3 separate regions of the Homo sapiens genome follow, and regions 1 and 3 are each linked to region 2. The links are chromatin loops, found by intact Hi-C in ENCODE. Cell type or tissue: endothelial cell of umbilical vein. All regions are shown on one strand.

What was found. Hi-C counts contacts between places; a loop is a spot of excess contacts. Peaks named below come from ENCODE experiments on the same cell type or tissue, not always from the same donor. Only the 100,000 strongest peaks of a DNase experiment are listed, where the experiment ranks them.
Region 1: it touches region 2 in a loop (10-fold over the local background); 1 of 110 quality-filtered maps calls a loop at or near these places.
Region 3: it touches region 2 in a loop (6-fold over the local background); 1 of 110 quality-filtered maps calls a loop at or near these places.

What each region holds. Positions count from the first base shown.
Region 1 is chr12:19,957,194-19,962,193 of GRCh38, reverse strand. No RefSeq gene overlaps it. Among named protein-coding and RNA genes, the nearest start is that of LINC02398, 55 kb to the left of the region's middle. In endothelial cell of umbilical vein, no CTCF peak of the experiment used is centred here; DNase peaks (open chromatin) are centred at 1,503 and 2,683; H3K27ac peaks cover 3,723 bases.
Region 2 is chr12:20,028,947-20,033,946 of GRCh38, reverse strand. The region is part of intron 2 of LINC02398 (long intergenic non-protein coding RNA 2398); the gene reads right to left. It overlaps LOC124902893 (a long non-coding RNA gene), which reads right to left and starts at 492. Exons shown (of 2, transcript XR_007063238.1): 1 at 1-492. In endothelial cell of umbilical vein, no CTCF peak of the experiment used is centred here; a DNase peak (open chromatin) is centred at 2,896; H3K27ac peaks cover 2,245 bases.
Region 3 is chr12:20,148,111-20,153,110 of GRCh38, reverse strand. No RefSeq gene overlaps it. Among named protein-coding and RNA genes, the nearest start is that of LINC02468, 23 kb to the right of the region's middle. In endothelial cell of umbilical vein, no CTCF peak of the experiment used is centred here; a DNase peak (open chromatin) is centred at 2,090; H3K27ac peaks cover 791 bases.

The DNA.
Region 1 (5,000 bases), 72 kb after region 2:
CATAGGTAGTTACCTAATCCACTTTCCAACAAGAATTTAAATAAATGGTTTTAAGTAAAATAAAATAGAATGGCTATATTCTTCTTTTTGTAAAACTGTGAAAGGACGTCCAACTGCAAGCATAAAAGTATTTTTAATTTAAACGGATTTATAGCACATTTGAAGGATAATATATACTAAGCCTCCAATAAAGTGGAAAAATATTTGAAGTAGCTCAAGAATTGCCTTGCTCCAAGATACAGCAAGTAATCCATTGTAGAGGATCCATTTTATAAAAATAAAATTAATCTTGTGAGTCACCAAGTATCGTCTCTAGTGACTGTATCAGTATACACATGAACAATAAATATGGAATTAATCTTTTTTGCCACCTAATATCCTAAGAAGGTAACATTTTTATTTATTTCTATAAAGATTATATGAATACTTACCCATGTGAGATTCAGCATACAAATGCAACAGGGATACAAAATATCTAAGCTAAGAAAGAGGTAGGAGTAAGAGTGTATTCTATTGTGTGTTAGAACCCTTGCATGTCTATACTCAGCATATGTATCACTCATTCAAGCACTTGTCAGAAACAAATAGTCCTATTTATACTCGCCTTCATTTTCAGGTTAGATTTTTTTCTTCAAGTAAGGTTTGATGCAAGTATCGTAGTAGTTTTGCTACTAAGAGAAAGAAATAGACATGTTTTTCTTCTTTTATAGTTATATTAGTCTAAAGGAGTTTCTTTTTTTTAAGTCAATTAGATGAGTGATTTCAAGATAAATAGTTAAAAGATTTTCACTTTTTTCTCCTCTCAAAGAATCACCCCAAAATAATTAGAACAAGAAAGAGAAAACTCAATTTTATCTTTGATGCAAGGAAACATGTATAATGCAAACTATTTCTATAAATATGAAAACAGATGAAAGAATGGTCAGTGGCTTAGCAAAATGGAAAAGAGTCAAACCTAAGCGCCTACAATGGTGTAAACCAATGAAAACCAGTTGATTTTCCCTGTGGAGCCTCAGAATAACAATACAAAGGACAATGCAAAATGACTCAAAAATCAGATACTATAGAAAGCAAGAATAAGCAAATGGTATAAAGTGATTTTTGAAAAATTATTATTAAAAGACGCTGACATGGTTAGACTTTGTGTCCCCACCCAAATCTCATCTTGAATTGTAATCTCTATAATCCCCTGTGTCAAGGGAGAGACCAGGTGGAGGTTATTGAATGATGGGGTTGGTTTCCCCCAGGCTGTTCTCATGAGAGCGAGTGAGTTCTCATGAGATCTGATGATTTTACGAGGCACTCTTCCCACTTTGCTTGGCATTCTCCTTCCTGCGGCCTTGTGAAGAAGGTGCCTTGCTTCCCCTTTGCCTTCCACCATGATTGCAAGTTTTCTGAGGCCTCCCCAGCCATGCTAAACTGTGAGTCATTTAAACCTCTTTCCTTTATAAGTGACCCAGTCTTGGGTATTTCCTTATAGCAATGTGAGAACAGACTCACACAGAAGCAGTTAGATCTGTTCCAAAAATGGAGAATTTCTAGGAGGAAAGCAAGAGACCAAAGATTTATTCTGTGGGCAACCTTCCAAGAGTAAACCCAAGTTCCAGGTACGAAGACGGGCCAGTGTGCAGCCATACCAAAAACAGAGGATTAATATACTGAACCACAGAGCCACTCTCCCAAACCCCTGCCCACCTGGCTCCAGAATGGCAGCAGCTAAGCTGATGTCTCCAGACAGAATATTACAGAACCTTTTATCTAGAGAAAATAGAGAAAGACTCACATCTACTAACATGTAGGTCCCCTAATGACAAAGCTAACTAGCTTGTCATATGACTTTCCTAGAGTAAAGGCTATCAGTGTATAAGCCTACCCCTATCCAATGATCTTCCAACCACGTCTTTATCTCCTCACTCAAATGAATGGGCAGCCAATGATTATTTGGCATTTAAGGAAAGAATCCAGCATAAAATGTAGTTAGGAAAATGAACAAATGGGAAAAAGTAGCTAGGAAGAAACAGAGAATGTGCAGACAACAGACAAGGCAGGTAAGAATAATCATAACATTGTCATAGAATTAAAAGATGTTAACAGATCAATTAAATAAGGAAAAAGTATAATAAAGAAAAAAATCCAAAAAAAAGAGCTCTTGGAATTTTAAAGTATAATTTCTGCAGTACAAAATTCAAAAGAAGTCTTAGAAAACAATATCCTGGAAATAGCCCATATTCCATAATAATAATGTCCCAGAAAGTAAGACAAAAAGCCAATGAGATGGGTAAGAGAAAAAAATATGAATAATGGGGATTCACCTAGGAGATATTTCATGCAACTAATAGGAACTCCAGAAAGAGAACAGATCAGATGCTGGTGGGGAGATAATCATAAAAAAGACTAATACAATAAAATGTTTTATAACTAAAGAACATGAATCTCCAGAATGAAAATGTTTACTGAGTGCTGAGTATAATGAATGAAAAAAGATTCACAACAAGGCAACCCATTTTAACTAACTCAGTTACTAGAAAAATTCCTTAGATTTTGGTATTTTACTTTTGCTTTTTACTTTTGTTGCTATTTTATGATGATTCATGATGTTTCCTGAATATTTTAATGAGAAATAAGGGAAGTATGACAGGATGCTTGTCTTCTGCTATGTTAACAAAAACACTTTCGTTGGTAAGCATATATAGCACATAATTCATCATGCAATTGCACATTCTTCTATTATTTCATGGTTATTAAATTTGTTTCTCAAAATAGAAGGGATGGATCACACATATACTATCAGATGACTTTTAGCCAGAACACCAAAGTACATTCAATGGGAAAAGAAAAGTTGCCATCTGCAAAAATTATTTCGAGATGATTTTCAGACCCAAATATAAAAGTTAAAATTATAAAACTTGTAGAGGAAAACATAGAGGTATATTTTTCAACCATGAGATAGGCAAATATTTCTCAGATAAGACAGAGAAAGCACTATCTATAAGAGAAAAAAAGTGATAAATCTTATTTATCAAAATTAAAAACTTATTTTTACCAAAACTTCTATTAAGAAGATGGACTGGGAAAAAATATTCGCAACACATAAATGACAGAAGATTGGAATTCAAAACAAATAATCCCTGCAACTCAAAAACAAAATGGTAAACAACCCAATTAAAAATAGGTAATAGATATTTCATAAAGGATGATATAAAAAAATATTGAATAAGCATATAAAATGTGTTCAACATAGTCATCAGTGAAATGAAAATTAAAAATGCAATGACAAACAATAAAACACTACACACCATTAGAATGATCAAAATGAAAAAGATGGAATACAAATATTGATTAGGATGTGGAGCAACTAGGACTCTGATACATTGGTTGTGGACATATAAAATGGCAATCACACATCTACCCATGACAACAATTCCACTCCTAGATATTTATTGAAGGGAAAGGAAAACATGTCCCTTGTATAAAATGTTTATAGCAGTTTTAGTCATAATAGCTAAAAACTGGATATAGCTCATTGACCATCAGCAGGAGAATGGATAAACAAACTGTGGCATTTATTCTATGGTGTACTTCTCAGCAATAAGAAAGCACAGGCTACTCAAACAGGCAACACATAAATCTCAAAAGCATTATGCTGAGGAAAAGCAATCAGACACAAGAGTGCGTGCTATATGATTCCATTTAAATAAAATAATGGATTAAGTAAAACTAATCAATTAGCAATGCTTGGTGTGTGTGTGGGAGGGTGTTATTAAATAAGAAGGGGCACAAGTACACTTTCTGGGCTGATGATAATGTTCTGTATCTTGATTAGAGTTACACAGATGTATTCAATTGTTCAATGCCGGCTGATCTGTACATTTAATATCTGTGCATTTCTCTGTATATAAGTGATATCCCAATAAACTTATCATGGGGACAAAATAGAAGGGCAAGGATTCTGTCAGACTCAGAAGATTTTTTTCACAGCCATTATCAGAGTATTGGGTAACATAACTATACAGCCCAAATGACAGATTATAAAAACTCAACCGAAGCAGATTTTAATATTGTTACATGAGCAGTTCCAGTTTCATAGTGTCCCCACCATTGCTTCTGAAGAATTCTATTGTAGTTGGAAGTTCACCTGGAAACCTCTCCCTACAAAAGACTATACATATTGCAAAAGGCCCTAAGGTAGTTATCATTAACTTCCAATGGTTAAAGGTAAGGGAGGGCAGGGGGTGTCGTTCCACTATAATCTCATCTCTGGGAGATATGCCATTATAAAAGGAGGCCTTACACTGAATTTGGTAACACATACCAACATTTATTAGCAAGCAACCATGAAAACAATCGTATGAAATGTTCTGTATATGCGAAGTCCCAGCCTTACAAGTTTAATTAGAAACAGATGCCCTAGTGGAAGGAGTCAGCTAATATTCCATTGGGACATGAGGTGGATGACACTCTTAAATCAGGGCAGAGGTGGCTCAGACCACTCGATTCTTAGGTCCTGTGTGAGCAAGGCTGAGGCAGCTGCATCGTATTTCTAGTGAATCAGTATATCTTAAACACCACACATTTCATCAATAACAAATCCTTTATACCTTCATTCATGATAATGTATAAATGCTCTAGAGCTGACCTCTGGTAAGAACAGTTGTAGCTTAGCAACTTTGTGAGTATGTGTCCGATTAGAGCAGTAGTCTTCAATCCTGGCTGCATGTTAGAATCATTGGGAGAGAGGTTTTAAGTTTCCACACCCAGGACCAATAAAAATCAGAATTTCTGGGGGTGGGGTCAGTCATTATTATGTTTCAAACTTCCTAGGTAATTCCAATTTATAGACAAAGTTGAGAACTACTAGATTAGAACCTTTCAATGTAGCCTAATTGTATGTATATTCCCAAGTGTTTTCAATGATATTTAATCACCTTTAAGAAATAGATAATATACATTCTACATCATACTGCTGGTGTTTAAATGTTTTAAGTAAATAATACAACAGT
Region 2 (5,000 bases):
CTACCATAATAGACACATAGAAGCAGCCTAGTTCAAATATCAATTTCATTAGATTCTGTACTTCTGGGCATTATGAAGGAAGGATTAGTAGAGTGGTTGAGAGCCTGGAATTCATTAACTTCAGCATAAGTACATACTGCAATCTCCAAGGGAGTTCTAACACATTTTCCAGTCATCCTCATATAAGGGACCAGTAGAAGTCTTTAGCGAGAATAATTAAGGGAATATTTCAGAAGCATTTCTGTTGTATACAAGGCTGGTGATCCTCTTCCGTGTGTCTGTGCAATTCTTGTCCTCTGTTGGTCTCTATTGCGGTAATATTTCCTTCTTTCAAGAGCCTTATTATTATAAGAGGAACTTTTACCCTGTTACATGCATAAAGTTAAATTTACATACAAATTACTACATATCAACTAGTCACAAAGCACAAAGTGTTGAAAAAAACTTTTGTAAGCAGTCTTTGCTTACCTCTCAAATGCTTTGCAAAATGTCTATGCCTTTTTTTTTTTTTTTTTTTTTTTTTGAGATGGAGTCTCGCTCTGTCGCCCAGGCTGGAGTGCAGTGGAGCTATCTTGGCTCACTGCAAGCTCCGCCTCCCGGGTTCACGCCATTCTCCTGCCTCAGCCTCCCGAGTAGCTGGGACCACGGGCACCTGCCACCACACCCAGCTAATCTTTGTATTTTTAGTGGAGACAGGGTTTCACCATGTTAGCCAGGATGGTCTCGATCTCCTGACCTCGTCGTGATCCACCCACCTTGGCCTCCCAAAGTGCTGGGGTTACAGGTGTGAGCCACCACACCCGGCCGTCTATGCTTTCTTATATTATTAATTTTTACCTTGAAGTTGCTTTTCTATAGTTTGTTCACTGATACAGCCCTGCTGCCTAACATAGGGGCCCTTTGTTCCCCTTGATCAATATTCTGTTCTCCTTGGATTTTGCATGAATTCATCCTGCTGTTCATCCCTGTTCTAAGCATGGATATATTCTATTCCCTTCAATGTGAAGAGAAATCTCCTGATTGGGGGCTGCATTAGAGAGGAAAGGAGACCTCCAATAGACCAACTCGGAGACTACATGATACCCTATATTACCCATTACCCATCAATTGCCCTCCTGGATGGTGGTGGCTCAATGTATTGCTTGGTTTGGTTTTCCTTTATTTCATGCCCCCTGTTCTATGTACTAAGCAAGCATGAAAATAAAAGGTATAAACAGAAAAATACTTAGAGAAAAAATTTAAATTTTTTCCATACTATATCATAGGTAATATGGTCCTACACATCTAAGATATTATATCAAGTGGCTAGTTAGCATTTTCACAGGGAAACTCCATTTCACTAAGTTTGACAGTTGCTTTGACCTGAAAATCACTTCCCCTTGAAAACTACTGAACTTTTCTCCTGGCCATGATCAGAGACCTCTAGTCATGCATCTTCTGTACTTTCCCTATTATCACTGTAGCCCCAACAGGCTCAGTGTCCTTGATGAGTTGGTGAAAGGGGTACAGAAATAAGAGGTCCCATTTCTCCTGCCAGGCTACTTTATGAGCAGACATTATGCCTCAATCTTTTGTGCCTTAGGATCTGTTTTCTCATAAAGTAAGTGTAGTTTATTTACCATACTCAAGCTCTATGCAGCTACAGTTTGAGTTAAATAGGGTTTAGAAGACTGTCATGACAACGTACATAGCATTTATAATGTTATTTCTACAGGGGAATGTACCCTTCACTTCAAAGAATTGATTTACAAATAATTTTTTAATACATAATTATTTGCAAATTGATGAGTTGTACTTACAGTCTTCAAAATTATACGTACACCACAGACATGCTATGGTATGTATTTTTCCTATCAGAGAGAACTAGAAAGTATCTTTCCCATTTGAGTGTAACTAATATCTAATTTTTTTTTTTTTGACAGAGTTTCATTCTTGTTTCCCTGGCTGGAGTGCAATGGCACAATCTTGGCTCACTGCAACCTCTGCCTCCCAGGTTCAAGTGATTCTCCTGCCTCAGCCTCCCGAGTAGCTGGGATTACAGCCATGGGCCACCACGCCTGGCTAATTTTTGTATTTTTAGTAGAGACGGGGTTTCACCATGTATGTCAGGTTGGTCTCAAACTCCTATACCTCAGGTGATCTGCCCGCCTCAGCCTCTCAAAGTGCTGGGATTACAGGAGCGAGCCATCGCACCCAGCCCTAAATATTTTTAATAACACTAACTTAAGTCCACATGATCTGTAACAGTAAAGTATCAGGTATTGTATACATGTTGGTTTATTTTCTTCAACTTGTCTTGACTCACACACCATTTTCACACCTTGCTGAAAGTGTTGGGTGTCAATAAAGCAAGATACAAATAGATTTGATTCATGAATGTTTGAGCTCAAGGAACAGACACCTCCTGGCACCTGTCCATAGGTGGGACAGGTGATCTATTGCTTCTCTGCAATAGTCTGTCTGACTGCAAAAAATATATGATTGTTGAAAAGGTAGCTACTTGTCCACCTTGAATGGGAAACCTTGCTGACTTCGATTTCAGGTCACAAAAATTGTTCGGGGTTCTACTTTTTCTGAGATTTGCAGAGCGCTGCCTAAAGAGCATGACTTGGCACAAAGCTCCTTTATTTCAGATTTCATAGATTTGCTGTATTCAGTATCAAAATATGCTGTGTAGGTAGCCAGGAATATTGCACGTTATGTTTATATTCTAGTTTTGACCAATTTTTCTAAACGACATCATCTAAACTTGCCAGTTGGCCTAATGAGAGTTAAGAGAGGAGAATCTAAGGAATGTGGCTTTCCTCAAAACAAACTGAAAGGTGAAGTCACAAAGCACACAGTGTTGAAAAACCTTTTGTAAACTAATAACAACAGCTGCTTAATAAATGGCTTTTGCTGGGATGGAGGAGGGAGTGCCTGCCTGCATAGCTCTGCACACAGGCAAGTCCATCTCATGTTAAGTCAGAGGAAATTCAACAATGTTATCTAAAACATACAAAGGGCATAAACTGATATAACTTTAAATCAACTGTGTAAATATTCTTAAGTAGATATTAAAAAAATGTTTTCTTTTGTCTAAACTATGAAATATGGAATTGGGTAGCTTTCCCATTTCCTTTTAGATTGTTTAGGACTCACACTACTTCTATTTCCTGTTTTTTTTCCTTCTAATATGAACTGTAGAAATACAAGCATAAATTTAAAAAAAGAAGAAAAATAGGCTCTGGTCTAACTCAACGTGTATTATGACTTAGCCAAAATCACGTATACGTGATGAAAATTAACAAGAGGTTTCCATCTCAGGAGGAACATGGTGTTTCTTTTGACTTTGCATTATGTAACATGATAAAAGGACTCCATTTTCCTAACCTTTTCTGGCCATTTCAAACCACATTTACTAGCTAATATTAGTTACTGCTTGTTTCAGTTTTTTCTTACATGTGAAAGTATAAAAGCCTCCAGGAAGTTAATATTAAAGTTAGATGCTCAAATATACATTGATAGAACAGAATTTTGGAAACAACTTGATTAAAGTACAATCATATACATTAAAATTTAATGAGAATTCAAACAGAAAAAAATGTAAGTTGTACTGATGAAAATTATAATTGTAGTGTTAGGTAGAAATTCATTAGGGGATAAAAGGGATATATATTGCCCAGCTTGAGACCAGCCTGGGCAATATATGCGATACCCATCTTTTCCAAAAATTGAAAAAAAATAAAATAACTAAGCAAATACCTAGAGCAAAATAGCATTGTACCTGAAAAGGTGGATTGAAGCAATACTATTAGAGGTATTTAAAAGGCAATCTCAGGATGCCATGGAAGTTCTCTGAGCAGGGAAACTGCATTCATTTATTAATCCATTTAGCATATAATTTGGGAACACACACTATCTATAAGGCATTGTCTTAGGGGGTATGGGATGAAATAAAGGTGGGCAGTCTCTCTTATCTTTAGGGAGATTCACAGTAGAGAAAGCAAGATATGTATACAAATAAGCAAATAACCCATATTATAGTTGATTCACTCTACCTTTTGAGATTCCAATAACATTGAATCAAATCCCCACTCAAATTGAAGAGGAAAATTAGTGAGCCTCCTCTGATGGGGTTTTTACATTGTGCCTATTTATTTCTAATACCAGTTTTGGCCAAGTTCTCAATGTCTTGCTTCTTAATTCTTGACGCTGCTTCCTTCTGTCTACCATGTATTGACCCAAACATGGAACATGCTTTCTTTTCTCTGATCTCCCCAAATATAACTCACACAATTTGTACGTGTTGGATGTTTTCTGTGTGCATCTCCAAATCACTCTCCACTTTATCCACTTTGTCTTGTAACCTGGGAGTCTGAAAGTTATGTTCTGCTCAATGGTCTCCCGTGCCCACTGATTTCCAGTTGGGTTTGGTGAATGGAAGATGCTGGCAAGATCAGAGTAGGCGGGTAAAGAAACGTAAAGGAATTAATTTTTTCAGCTCCCTTCTTGGTGGATTGCTGCATATTGCCTGCGTTTATCTACCTACAGCTCCTATAATATCAGGTGAATGGCCTTCCCAACTAAGAGAGAGGCTCTCTCTGGGTTCCTTCTAGTTAGTGCTTCTTTTCTATACCCCTTTAGGTCTAGGCAACTGCACTATCCCTTCTTTGTTTTCCTAAATCCTGATGATATCTCTTATGTAATCACTTTTAAAACTCTCCTTGGTTACCAAATTTGAGTGACTATCCCTTGCCAGGACCTTACTTGTTAAAATGGAGAATAGAGATTTCCTAAATATTTAAGGTATAATAGTGAGGGTTACACTATAGCACACAGTGTAACTTCAATATCAGAGAGCAGTTTTTTTTAAATTTCTTTAAATTTTTAAATCCACACCAACATGGCACACGTATACATACGTAACTAACCTGCACGTTGTGCACATGTACCCTAAAACTTAAAGTATAACAAAAATAAATAAATAAATAAATAAAAGATTCTGAGAAAGCCACCAA
Region 3 (5,000 bases), 120 kb before region 2:
CAATAATGCCTTGTAGAATGTATAATGTTTATAGAATTAAATACATAATAATAATGCAAAAATTTGCAAGGAGTAAATGAAATTACAGTACTTAATGTTCTTACATTTTCGGGAAATTGCCTTAAGTACCAATATGAGGACGATTCTAATAAATCAAGGATTTACACTGCAATAGGTTAACTACTAAAAGTGCAGTGAAAATTTAAGAAGCAAAACTAAGAAGTCAGCAGAAAAAAATACGAATAAAATTAGGCAAAACCTAAGTTAAAAAAAATAGCTAAGAAGAGAGAAAGTAGAACAAGATAGATTTATAAACATGAAATTAATAGGGAACAGATATAAAATGGTAGATTTATGAACATGAAATAAGCACTTCAATTAGAAGACAAAATTTTAAACTTGACAAAAATCAAAACCTATTTATACACCGCTTTTGAGGGACACACCTTAATTATGACATGTAAAAATTTTTTTTAACCTCAAAAGGATACACCATGAAACGCTAACTTAAAGAAAATTGTTATAGCTATGTTAATACCAGGTGAAGTAAAGATAAGTCAATGCATTATTAGACATAAAGGGGACCATTTCAGTGATAAAACTGTCAATCAACTAAGGAGATATAACAATTCTACATTTTTATGCAATGAATAATGTAGCCTTCAAATAAATACAATTTAATGAACTAAAACCAGAAAAAGACAAATTCTAATTGTAATGGGAAATTTTAACATAATTATCTCAAAAAGAGATACGCAAATACATATAAGAGGTAAAACAAGTAAGCATGAATAAGATTTGATCATTAACAAACCTGACCTAATTAATATATATCAGCGCTGTACTAAAAACTTCAGTGTGCACATTCTTTTCTGGTTCACATGAAACCAGTATCAAAAATGAATATATACAAATTTCTAAGAACTAACATCATACAAAATTTACTTTCTGACCATCATGAAATTAAGTTTGAAATAAAAAACAAAAAAACCCACAAAGATTTAAGAATTAAGCAAAACCTGTCTAAATAACCCTTCTATCAAAGAAGAAATCACAGTAGAAAATTAAAATAAAATAATAATATTATGATAAAATAATAATGAAAAGACTGCATACCAACATTGCAGGCTACTGCAGAAGCTTAACAGAGCAGCAGTTCTTAAACGTTGGCACCCATTAGGATCACCTGAGGCCTTCTTAAAATACAAGGTGTTGTACCCCATCTTTAGAGCTTCTTATTCAGTAGGTCTGGCACATGGCTTAAGAATTTGCATTTCTAACAATATCCCAGAATATACTGATGTTTTTGGTTAAGGAACCACATCTTATCCTAGGATATATAAACAACTTTATGACAATAAATTTTATTTTAAAAATATTTTTTAGAAAAACAAAATTTACCAAAATTAGCACAAAAACAAATATGAAATCTTCATAGCTTTATCTATAGTTGACCCTTAAGCAACTCGGGTTTGAATTACATGGGTCCACACATACACTGGTTTTATTTCAGTAAATATACTGAAAAAATTTTTGGAGATTTGTGACAATTTATTAAAAGCTCTCAAATATTTAAAAAATATAAGAAAAAGTTGGATATGTCTTGAATGTATGAAATATATGTAGATACTAGTCTACTTATTTACTACCATAAAACATACAGAAAGCTATTATAAGAAGTTTAGGTTTATCAAAGTAAAGCTTTATGTTTAACTAAAGTTACGTACACAAACATACGCCATACATGGTACCATTTGCAGTCAAGAGAAACATAAACAAATGTAAAGATGTGGTTTTAAAATGGCATGAAATTAACTGTAGTTCACACTGTACTACTGTAACAGTTTCATAGCTACCTCCTATGGCTATTGCAGTGAGCTCAAGTGTTGCAAATATCCATTTTAAATGACTTGTGATGCTAATCATCTCTGCATGAGCAGTTTGTCTCAACAGTAAATTGCACATCACAGAAAAAAAATGGCCTCTTGCAGTTCTCTCATATTTTTTATTGTGTTTAGGGCAATACTTTAAACCTTGAATCACACCATGTGATCCATACGAAGTGCCACTAGTGATGCTGGCAATGCTCCCAAGAAGCACACAGCAGTCACGACATTACAAGACAAAGTTGAATTGCCGGATATGCATCAGAGATTGAGATCTGTAACTGCAGTAGCCCTGCCATTTCAAGAGAAATAAATCCAGCAATAACGACCATTGAAAAAATGGAAAGGAAACTTGTGAACCCATAGCTGCAGCTACACCAGCAGGTGCAAAAGCCTTACACTTTTTGTCAGATACCCTTTTATCTTATATTGAAAATGCAGCTGACAGCTTAAAGCAAAAAGAAGGATCTAAAGCTGGAGAATTTAATGCCAGCAAAGGATTGTTGGATAATTTTAGAAGGAAGTTTGGCTTTTAAAATGTCAAAATAATAGGAAAAGCAGCTTCTGCCAGTCAAAAGGCAACAGATAACTTCCCAGATGCCATTAAGAAAATGATTGTAGATAGGCGAAGCACAGTGGCTCACACCTGTAATCACAGCACTTTCGAGGTCAACGTGGGTGGATCACCTGATCCCAGGAGTTTCAGACCAACCTGGGCAACATGGTGAAATCCTGCCTCTACAAAAAAAAAAATGTGTGTGTGTATATATATATATATATATATATATATACACATACATACATACATATATATATACACATACATATATATATATACATACATACATATATATATATATATACATACATATATATATACACACACACACACACACACACACATATGAAGCCAGGCATGGTGGCATGCACTTGTAGTCCCACCTACTCAAGAGGCTGAGCTAGGAGGATCACTTGAGACTGGGAGGCGTAGGTTGCAGTGAGCCCAGATCGCACCACTGCACTCCAGCCTGGGAAAGAGAGAGAACTTGTCTCAAAAAAAAAAAAGAAAAAAAAAAAAAAGAAAGAAAATGGTTGAAGATAAAGAACATTTACCTAAACAGGTTTTTAATGCAGATAAGAGTGCCCTATTATAGAAAAAAAGAAATATCACAATGAACATTAATTAGTAAGGAAGAGAAGTGAATGCCAGGATTTAAGGCAGAAAAGGATAGTCTAACTCTACCGTTTTGTGCAAAAACATTTGGGTTTATGATCAGGACTATCCTTATCTATAGAGCTGCTAACCCCTGAGGTTTTTGTTTTTGTTGTTGTTCGTTTTGCTTTGTTTTGTTTTAGAGACAAGGTCTCACTGTGTTCCCCAGGCTGGAGTGCAGTGGCTCAACCATGACCCACTGCAGCCTTGAACTTCTGGCCTCAAACAATCCTCCCACTTTGGCCTCCTAAAGCAGTGAGATTACACACATGAGCCACCATGCTCAGCCTTCCCCTGAGATTTGAAGGTAGAAAATAAACACCAGTTGCCAGTCTTTTTGTTGTACACAAGAAGGCCTTGATGAGAACCCTTTTTCTGGATTGGTTCTGTCAGTGCTCTGTCTCTGAAGTCAGGATGTACCTTGAGAGTAAGAGACTGCTTTTTAAAGTTCTTTTGACATTAGACAATGCCCCTGGCCACTCAGAACTCCATGAGTTTAACACCAAAGGCACCAAAGTGGTCTATGTACCTCCAAACACAATGTCTCTGATTCAGCCTCTAGACCATGGGGTTACAGGATCTTTAAGGCTCATTGCCCATGGCACTCTATGGAAAAAATTTTAACACCATGGGTGAGAACCTTGATAGAGAAAACATCATGAAAGTCTGGAAGAATTACACAATTGAAGATGCCATCGTTGTTTTAGAAAAGGCCATGAAAGCCATCAAGCCTGAAACAATACATTTCTGTTGGAGAAAACTTTGTTGAGGGGTTGTGCGTGACTTCACAGGATTTATGACAGAACCAATCAAATAAATCATTAAAGAGATTGTGAATATGGAAAGCAGATATGGATGGAAGGATTTCAAGATACGGGTTTTAGAGAAATTCAAGAGCTAATAGACACCACATGCAAGCAGTTAACAGAAGACAACATTATGGAGATGAATGCTTCTCAACCGTACCAGATGGTGGGGAAGAAGTCATAGAAGAAGTGATGCCAGAAAACAAATGGACATCAGACAATTTGGCAGAAGGGTTCCAATTATTCAAGACTGCCGTTGACTTCTTTCACTACATGGACCCTTCCGTGATATAGGCACAGAAACTAAAGCAAATGGTGGATGAAGTATTGGTACCATATAGAAACATTTTAGGAGAAAGAAAGTGCAAAGTCAGACAGAAATTACTGTACTTCTGTAAAGTTACACCTAATGTGCCTGCCTCTCCTACCTCTCTTTCCACCTCTGCCACCTTTGAGACAACAAGGCCAACTCTTCCTCCTCCTCCTCAGCTTACTCAATCTGAAGAGATGAAAATGACCTTTATAATGATCCATTTCCACTCAATAGTAGATACATTTTCTCTTCCTTATGATTTTCTTAATAACATTTTATTTTCTCTAGCTACTTTATTGTAAGAATACAGTATATAATACATATAACATATAAAACATGTGTTAATCAACTATTTATGTTATCAGTAAGGCTTCCAGTTACCAGTAGGTGATTAATAGTTAGGTTTTGGGAGACTCAGAAGTCATACATAGTTATTTGACCACATGGGGGTTGGTGTCCCTAACCCCCACATTGTTCAAGAGTCAAATGCATTGATAAATTTGAATCTTTCAGAAACATTACACCAAGAAAACTCCAGACCCAAATGACTCTACCAGGGGAATTTTCCAGCCACTCAGGGGAAAAAAAAATACATTAATCTTATACAATCCCTTCCAGAGAATAGGGGAAAACAAAAACTAAACGGCACAGCTTCTTTGATGAGGTTAGTATATCACTAATCAAAGCATTAGAAGGATATTACAGGAAAAGAAAAAATATGTAGTTCAATCACTCTTATGAACATAGATCCCAAAGTCCTAAAAATAAATAAAATAAAATAA